2 separate regions of the Mus musculus genome follow, and region 1 is linked to region 2. A link is a contact called in ENCODE Hi-C or POLR2A ChIA-PET data. All regions are on one chromosome and are shown on one strand. The core of a region is the stretch at or near the end of the contact, and the rest is flanking DNA. Distances in the headings are between cores, read along the strand shown.

What was found. Hi-C counts contacts between places; a loop is a spot of excess contacts on that map. ChIA-PET counts read pairs that join two places held with the same protein, here RNA polymerase II (POLR2A).
Region 1: a map of heart shows a loop between it and region 2 (3-fold over the local background). The contact joins two enhancer-like sites. A Hi-C loop is called at or near these places in 2 of 37 maps with a recorded cell type or tissue (both heart). POLR2A ChIA-PET finds 5 or more read pairs at or near these places in 3 of 5 experiments (Patski and embryonic stem cell).

The regions. Positions count from the first base shown.
Region 1 is chr11:88,179,385-88,182,525 of GRCm38, reverse strand. It overlaps Cuedc1 (CUE domain containing 1), which reads right to left. Exons shown (of 11, transcript NM_198013.3): 4 at 1-45. Among named protein-coding and RNA genes, the nearest start is that of Mrps23, 23 kb to the left of the region's middle. Within about 2 kb of position 1,841, at least 2 of the 3 ENCODE cell types and tissues checked have a DNase peak (open chromatin) inside an H3K27ac peak, as active enhancers do; they include heart, where a contact is called at or near this core.
Region 2 is chr11:88,130,521-88,133,569 of GRCm38, reverse strand. All of the region lies in intron 1 of Cuedc1 (CUE domain containing 1), which reads right to left. Among named protein-coding and RNA genes, the nearest start is that of Cuedc1, 33 kb to the right of the region's middle. Within about 2 kb of position 1,587, at least 3 of the 3 ENCODE cell types and tissues checked have a DNase peak (open chromatin) inside an H3K27ac peak, as active enhancers do; they include heart, where a contact is called at or near this core.

The DNA.
Region 1 (3,141 bases), core at 592-3,091, 49 kb before region 2:
TAGCGTCTCTGGCTTGCAGGTTGTCCGGAGCCTGGGACATCAATCCTGGGGGATGAGAGGTAAGGAGAGCAGGGCATAGTCAGGCTTAGCCATAGCTCTGTTGGCCCATCCCAGGCCCTTGGGCAGATGGAGATCTTGCTCAGAGTATCCAGTGCCTACACCGCTTTCTGAACAAAGGTGCAGGCATGCATTCTGCTGAACGAGGGAAACAGCAGACCAAGAAGGAAGGCAGCCAGTCAACATTGCAGACTTACATACGGACTTTCTGAATGTCCCCTACAGACTGGGGGGTGGGGGGTGGGGGTGGGGTCAGACATTTCTGTGCTATGTCCCTAGCTGGCACAGTGCTGGACTGTTAAATAATAGCGATCACACCCCACACACCCCCAACAGCAGACAAGTAGCCTGCCGACAGCCCGTTCTGTCCTCGTTTGTTGAGGCGGGAGCTCCCTGAGATTCCTGGACAATAAGCAGGTCTGAGTTCACATTCTGGCTCAACTATAGCCAGCAAAGGGGAGGGAACATTGAGGAGCCCCTGGTACTTTGTTATAAATTCTAGATCTTGCTGCTCTCCTGCCCAGGTACTAAGACACTCACACACACTTTCACACACACACACACACTCACACATATACATACACACACTCACACATATACATACACACATACTCACACACACACACACTCTCACACACTCACATACTCACACATACACACTCACACACACATATACACTCACAGACACACACATATACATACACATACACACACATACACATACACACTCACGCACACATACACTCACACACACACATACTCACACACACACTCACACACACACATCCCCATGAGCTGCAGCTTGAACAGATGGAGCCCAGAGTTAGGGTCTTGTTCCCAAGGGGTTCTATGGGGCCTCTCTTCCCAGACAAGGTGTGTCTGTGCTAAGCAGCCAGGACAGGAGAGGACCAAGGGCCTGGCTGCCCTGACCCCAGGCTCTATCCCAAGCCCAGGCCCGAAGGAAGCCTGGAGCTGGGCCAGGAGCTCCAGGACTCCCCAGCAGCCTGCTGCGTGGCAACCGCAGGACACGTGTCCTGCTGAATCAGGGAAATGACACATGGAGAAAGCAGGCGGCGGGGAGGTGGTGGGGGCCATGCTGGGCTCGGCCTGGCTTTGATTTGGCCTCCAGCTCCAGGAATCCCTCCACCCCCTCACTGGAGGGGAGCTTTTCCGTCTGCCGCTAACTTGTGGAAATAACTTCCTTTCCTTTTTCTATTTTGGGCTGGTGGCCCGGTGGGTACGAGGGGAGGGCTGAGGGGAGGGTGGGGGCAGCAGCAGACGGATAACCAGCTGCTAAGTGCTAGGGGGAGCTCAGCTCGAAGCCAGAGACACACATGGATATCCAGAGAGGCGCCTGCAGGGGAGCCCAGGGCTCGGTCTCCTCCACATTGCTCTGCCACTTATGTCCCTGTCCCAAGCTCTGGTTCCCTCCCAAGGCCCATCTGTCAGTCCCACAGACACCACTTCCAGCCATAATGGAAGAAGGCTTGTCTAGGCTTCGTTTGGGGCAAGGTAAACACCCCAACTCAGTTATATCTGGAATCCACCCAGACTGCCCAGGGAGAGTCCAAACTCTGACTAAGACCCTTCTAGCTTTTGTATTTCTGGGATGCCCAGGGGATGAGGGTTGACATGGGGAGAATTCCTTTTCTTCCAGAGTCTCCCGGGCTGCTGGGCACGGGTCCTGGAAAGTCCATCAGTCATCCTCCTCCGAACCCTGGGGTGAAGTCATCCTCAGCTGCCTGACTGAGGGAGGGGGCCAGCCCAGGGCAGGCAGCCCGGCAACTCCATTATGGTTGGAAAGGAATGGGAGAAATGAGCTGCTGAGGTAAAACAATTTCCACACAAAAACAGCAGGCGGCCTGTGGAGGGGCCTCCTGGGCTGCTGGGACTCAGGCAGATGGAGAGAAGAACCCAGCAGCAGTGGGGGAGGGGAAGGAGACCGAGGCCAAGAGGATCTTCAGGTACTGAGTCCCTGGAACCCCTAGACTTGAATTTCAGGCTGAGGTGGATGATGACGTCATGTGTAACCACAGGATGTTGGACCACCTACCTGGCTGGGAAGGATCTCAGACATGCGCCTTTCCAGAAAGGGGGGGGGGGTTAGTGGAGTCTGGACGTGCAGCCCACGTGGGCGGGACCCTGTCACAGGTCACTAAATGATGTAGCTGCATCATTCAGGCAAAACCTAAGCAAAGGACCCTAGCAGATGGGCCTGCGTCTTTGGATCCTGCGGGACAGTATCTGAGCTCTGAAACTGTCCTGTTACCAGGCTCATCCCAGGGACATGGTGACAGAAAGGGACCAGACCACTAGCTTCTCTCAAACCTAACCTTCAGCGGCCAAAGATTTTTAGAATACCAGTCTACCAGTGCCCTGCCGTGGTATAGTCCCACGGAGTCTCCTGTAGTTGCAGGGTAAGGTGTGTGTGTTCTTTGGAAGCTCCACGGAGCCCCCATGACCGACCCATGTTCCTCTCTGCTCACTGATGAACAGCTCCTCGAGATGGCCCCCCTCCCTGCTTCTCCTGTGCGTACACCACTCCCTCTGTTTAGAACAGAGTCCTGTCCTCAGTCTCACTAAAGTAAGGAGGTGTGGATGGCAGACCCTCGCTTGGACAGCAGCTTCTGGGCCCCCATGTTTGTGGTTCCTGAAATTCTGATCTACAGTAGAAGAGCCCAGAGGACAAGCAACACACACACACACACACACACACACACACACACACACACACACACACACACACACACACACTGTAATTGAAACTATTTAAGTACTTTGGGATAAACATTATAGTTTGGTCTGCAATGTCCCCACAGGCTTGTATGGTTGAACTCCTTGTCTGCAGTTAGTGGCACTGCTTTGAGAAGCTACTCTTTACAGGTGGGATCTAGGCCACTAGGGGCAGGCCTGGAAGGTTGCACCTGCCTCTGGCTCTAAACCAGCTCTCTCTGCTTCCTGATGCAGGTGATGTGAAAGGCCCACGGCCCTGTTCTGCCACACCTTTTCCTGCCACAGTGAACTAAAATCCCTCTCACACCATGAGCCAAATAAGCCTTCTCTCAATCCAGTCCTTGCCTTTGG
Region 2 (3,049 bases), core at 338-2,837:
ACCAGAATAGGCAGTGGTGGCGCTCGCCTTTAATCCCAGCACTCAGGAGGCAGAGGGAGGAGGATCTCTGAGTTCGAGGCCAGCCTGGTCTACAGAGTGAGTTCCAGGACAGCCAGGGCTACACGGTGAAACCCTGTCTCGAAAAACCAAACCAAACAAACATATCAGACAAGAACATGGTTCAAAATGTTACAGGAAAGGGCTAGTTTCAGGCATTTGGTCCATTTCCTTTGTGCTTCACGCCTTGCCTGTCTGAAGACTCTCAGGCCCTCCACGGCTCTATTTTGAGGTTTGGCCACATCTCTGACATCATTCCCTAGCTACTAGGAGCAGCAGACTTGCTGCCTGAGATTCAGCTCCCTGTGGCTAATGCCTTGTTTCCCATTTGTCCTTGAGGAGCTCAGGTTGGTGTCGTTTCCTTCTTGGGGGGGCGGGGTGGTGCTCCATTGTCTCAAATAACGATAGGAAGAACCCTAGTACCTTTGCAGGTTTGAAATAGAAATGACAGACAAGAATACAGATCTTTTTTTGTGTATACAGTAGGAGCTTAACACAGGCAGCCGTGGCACTCTCTTGTCTTCCAAAGGCAGAGAGAGGTTGACATCCGTCCCTGGCCCAGGTATGCAATAGAATCATCTAAGGACTATTTTACTACCTACTACACACACACACACACACACACACACACACACACACCCCTTTCTTCCCCAACTCCTGCTTGTAAAACATCACACTATTTAGTTATTTTGCATGCATGTAGTGATCATGTAGGTGTGCATGCTATGGCCGTATGTGAAAGTCAGAGAACAGTTTTCAGGAGTTGGTTCTCTCCTCCCACCATGTGGATCCCTCAGGTTAAAGTCAAGTTATCAAGCTTGATGGCAGGTCCCTTTACCCATTACGCTACCTCATTAACCCTGGTCTTGTCCTGACCATCCTGTCCCAGTGCAGGGATTATATGTATACATCCCACATCTGATTTTTTTTCTCTTTAATACCAATGTCCATATCTTCTCCTTTTTCAGGGGATGAGTATGGGTCTTAGGAAACCAGTACATTTTAAAAAGCAATCTGGGAGAGTCTGGTATGCACCCATGGCTAAGAACTGTGGTCCACTTCAGCCTCTCAGCATTTTAATATCTACCGGGACCTCCTGGGAGTCTTCCTAGAATGTAGGTTGTGACTCTGCCTGTTGGGTGTGAAACCCGAGATTCAGCAATTCCAGTTATGGCCCAGGTGGTGCTAACACAGCTGCTCCACGGTCTCAGAAGAGTGGTCCCCAAAACTCCAGGCCATGGGCAGATGGCTAGAAAGCTTATCGCATTTGTCTCCGCTGCAACTTTGCAGCTCTCCCCAGCCAGACAGGAAACGGAATGCCTCCTAGAAGCAGCCAAGGACATGACCTCAGACTGAGGCTCAAAGATCGAGAACCGAAGCTTGTCCCCAGATGACTCTTCCTCTGGCTTCCTGTTGGCTTTTTGGCCACAACTGTGGTCACAAAGACACCAGCGAATGAGTAGCGAGTCTACCCTGTGTTCATAAAGAGTTGCCTTTCTCAAGAGAGCAAGGGAACAGGGGGAGAGGGAACCGGCCCTGGTTACTTTCACTTGGTTGAGTGGGGGTGGGGTGGAGACCATGGCCTGCCTTGGCAGGATATCCCAGCCACAAAAAGCTGGAGGAATCGTAGCTCCAGCAAGCCAGATGCCTCCCAAGCAAGAAAGCTGCCTGCCTGGGGTGGGACTGTTAAAAAGACACAGCTGAAAGGTTGCTCTGACCTGGGCGTAGGGGCCTGTGCCTTTGCTCCCAGCACTCAGGAGGCAGAGGCAGATAGATCTCTGTGAGTTCAAGGCCAGCCTGGTTTACATAGAGAGCTCCAGGACAGCCAGAGCTGTATAGTAAGGCCCTGTCTGAAATAAACAAACAACAAACAGAAGAGCTATGAACCATGAATGTCACTAAGTGCTGGGTGCCCTGCACACGCCGAACAGCTTGACAGAAATGTTTACATTTGATTTTCACATCAATGTTGCCAATCTGATACCTCTGTTTTCATGAACACACGGGGAACCTGAGGCTCCAGTAGTAAGTGGCAAGGGACTTACACAGGGCAGGCCCAGGATGGAATCCAATCCTACTCAATTCCCCCTACTCCAGTATATTGCTACTCAAAGCTTTTTTGTTGTTGTTGGTTTTTTTTTTTTTTTTTTTTTTTTTTTTTTTTTTTTTTCGAGACAGGGTTTCTCTGTACAGCCCTGGCTGTCCTGGAACTCACTTTGTAGACCAGGCTGGCCTCGAACTCAGAAATCCGCCTGCCTCTGCCTCCCGAGTGCTGGGATTAAAGGCGTGCGTCACCACGCCCAGCTACTCAAAGCTTTTAAATCTCTCAGTGGCTGAATTTACTGCCTCAGTGGAGTAGAGAAGAAAAGGGAAAAGTGTGTAGACTTCAACAGAGACGGGAAGGGGCTTTTTCTAATCACTATTAAACATCATCACCATTGAGCCTAACTAAAAGATAAGGCAGGTATCCATCTATTGTTGAAGACACCCCCTCCCCCCACCCCGAGTAGTTTCTAGAAACCAACTTCCTCTAGAATGGTGCTTCTCAACTCTCCTAATGCTGCGACCCTTTAATACAGTTCCTCACATGCTGGCAATCCCCAGCCGTAAAAGTATTTCGCTGCTACCTCATAACTGTAATTTTGCTACTGTTATGAATTATAATGTAGGTATCTGATATGTGACCCCCCCAAAGGGGTCAGGACTCACATGTTGAGAACAGCTGCTCTGGATAATGAGTAGCACCAGGTAACCCTAGGGTGGCTACTGAAGAGTCTTTGGAGGAAGAGTTGGGCTGTAAGATCCAAGACACTCAATAGTTCAAGAAAGTAGTCAAAGCACCATGTTCCTTGTTCCTAAGCAACGTGCCAATCTCATGGCTGACACTGAGACTGAACCCATAAGCTGATGGGCCCCACAGCCAACCTGAACTTGTACCCCATCATCTGACCCCTGCACAAGCCAGGAGACACTTCTACGGGTAAATGTGTGT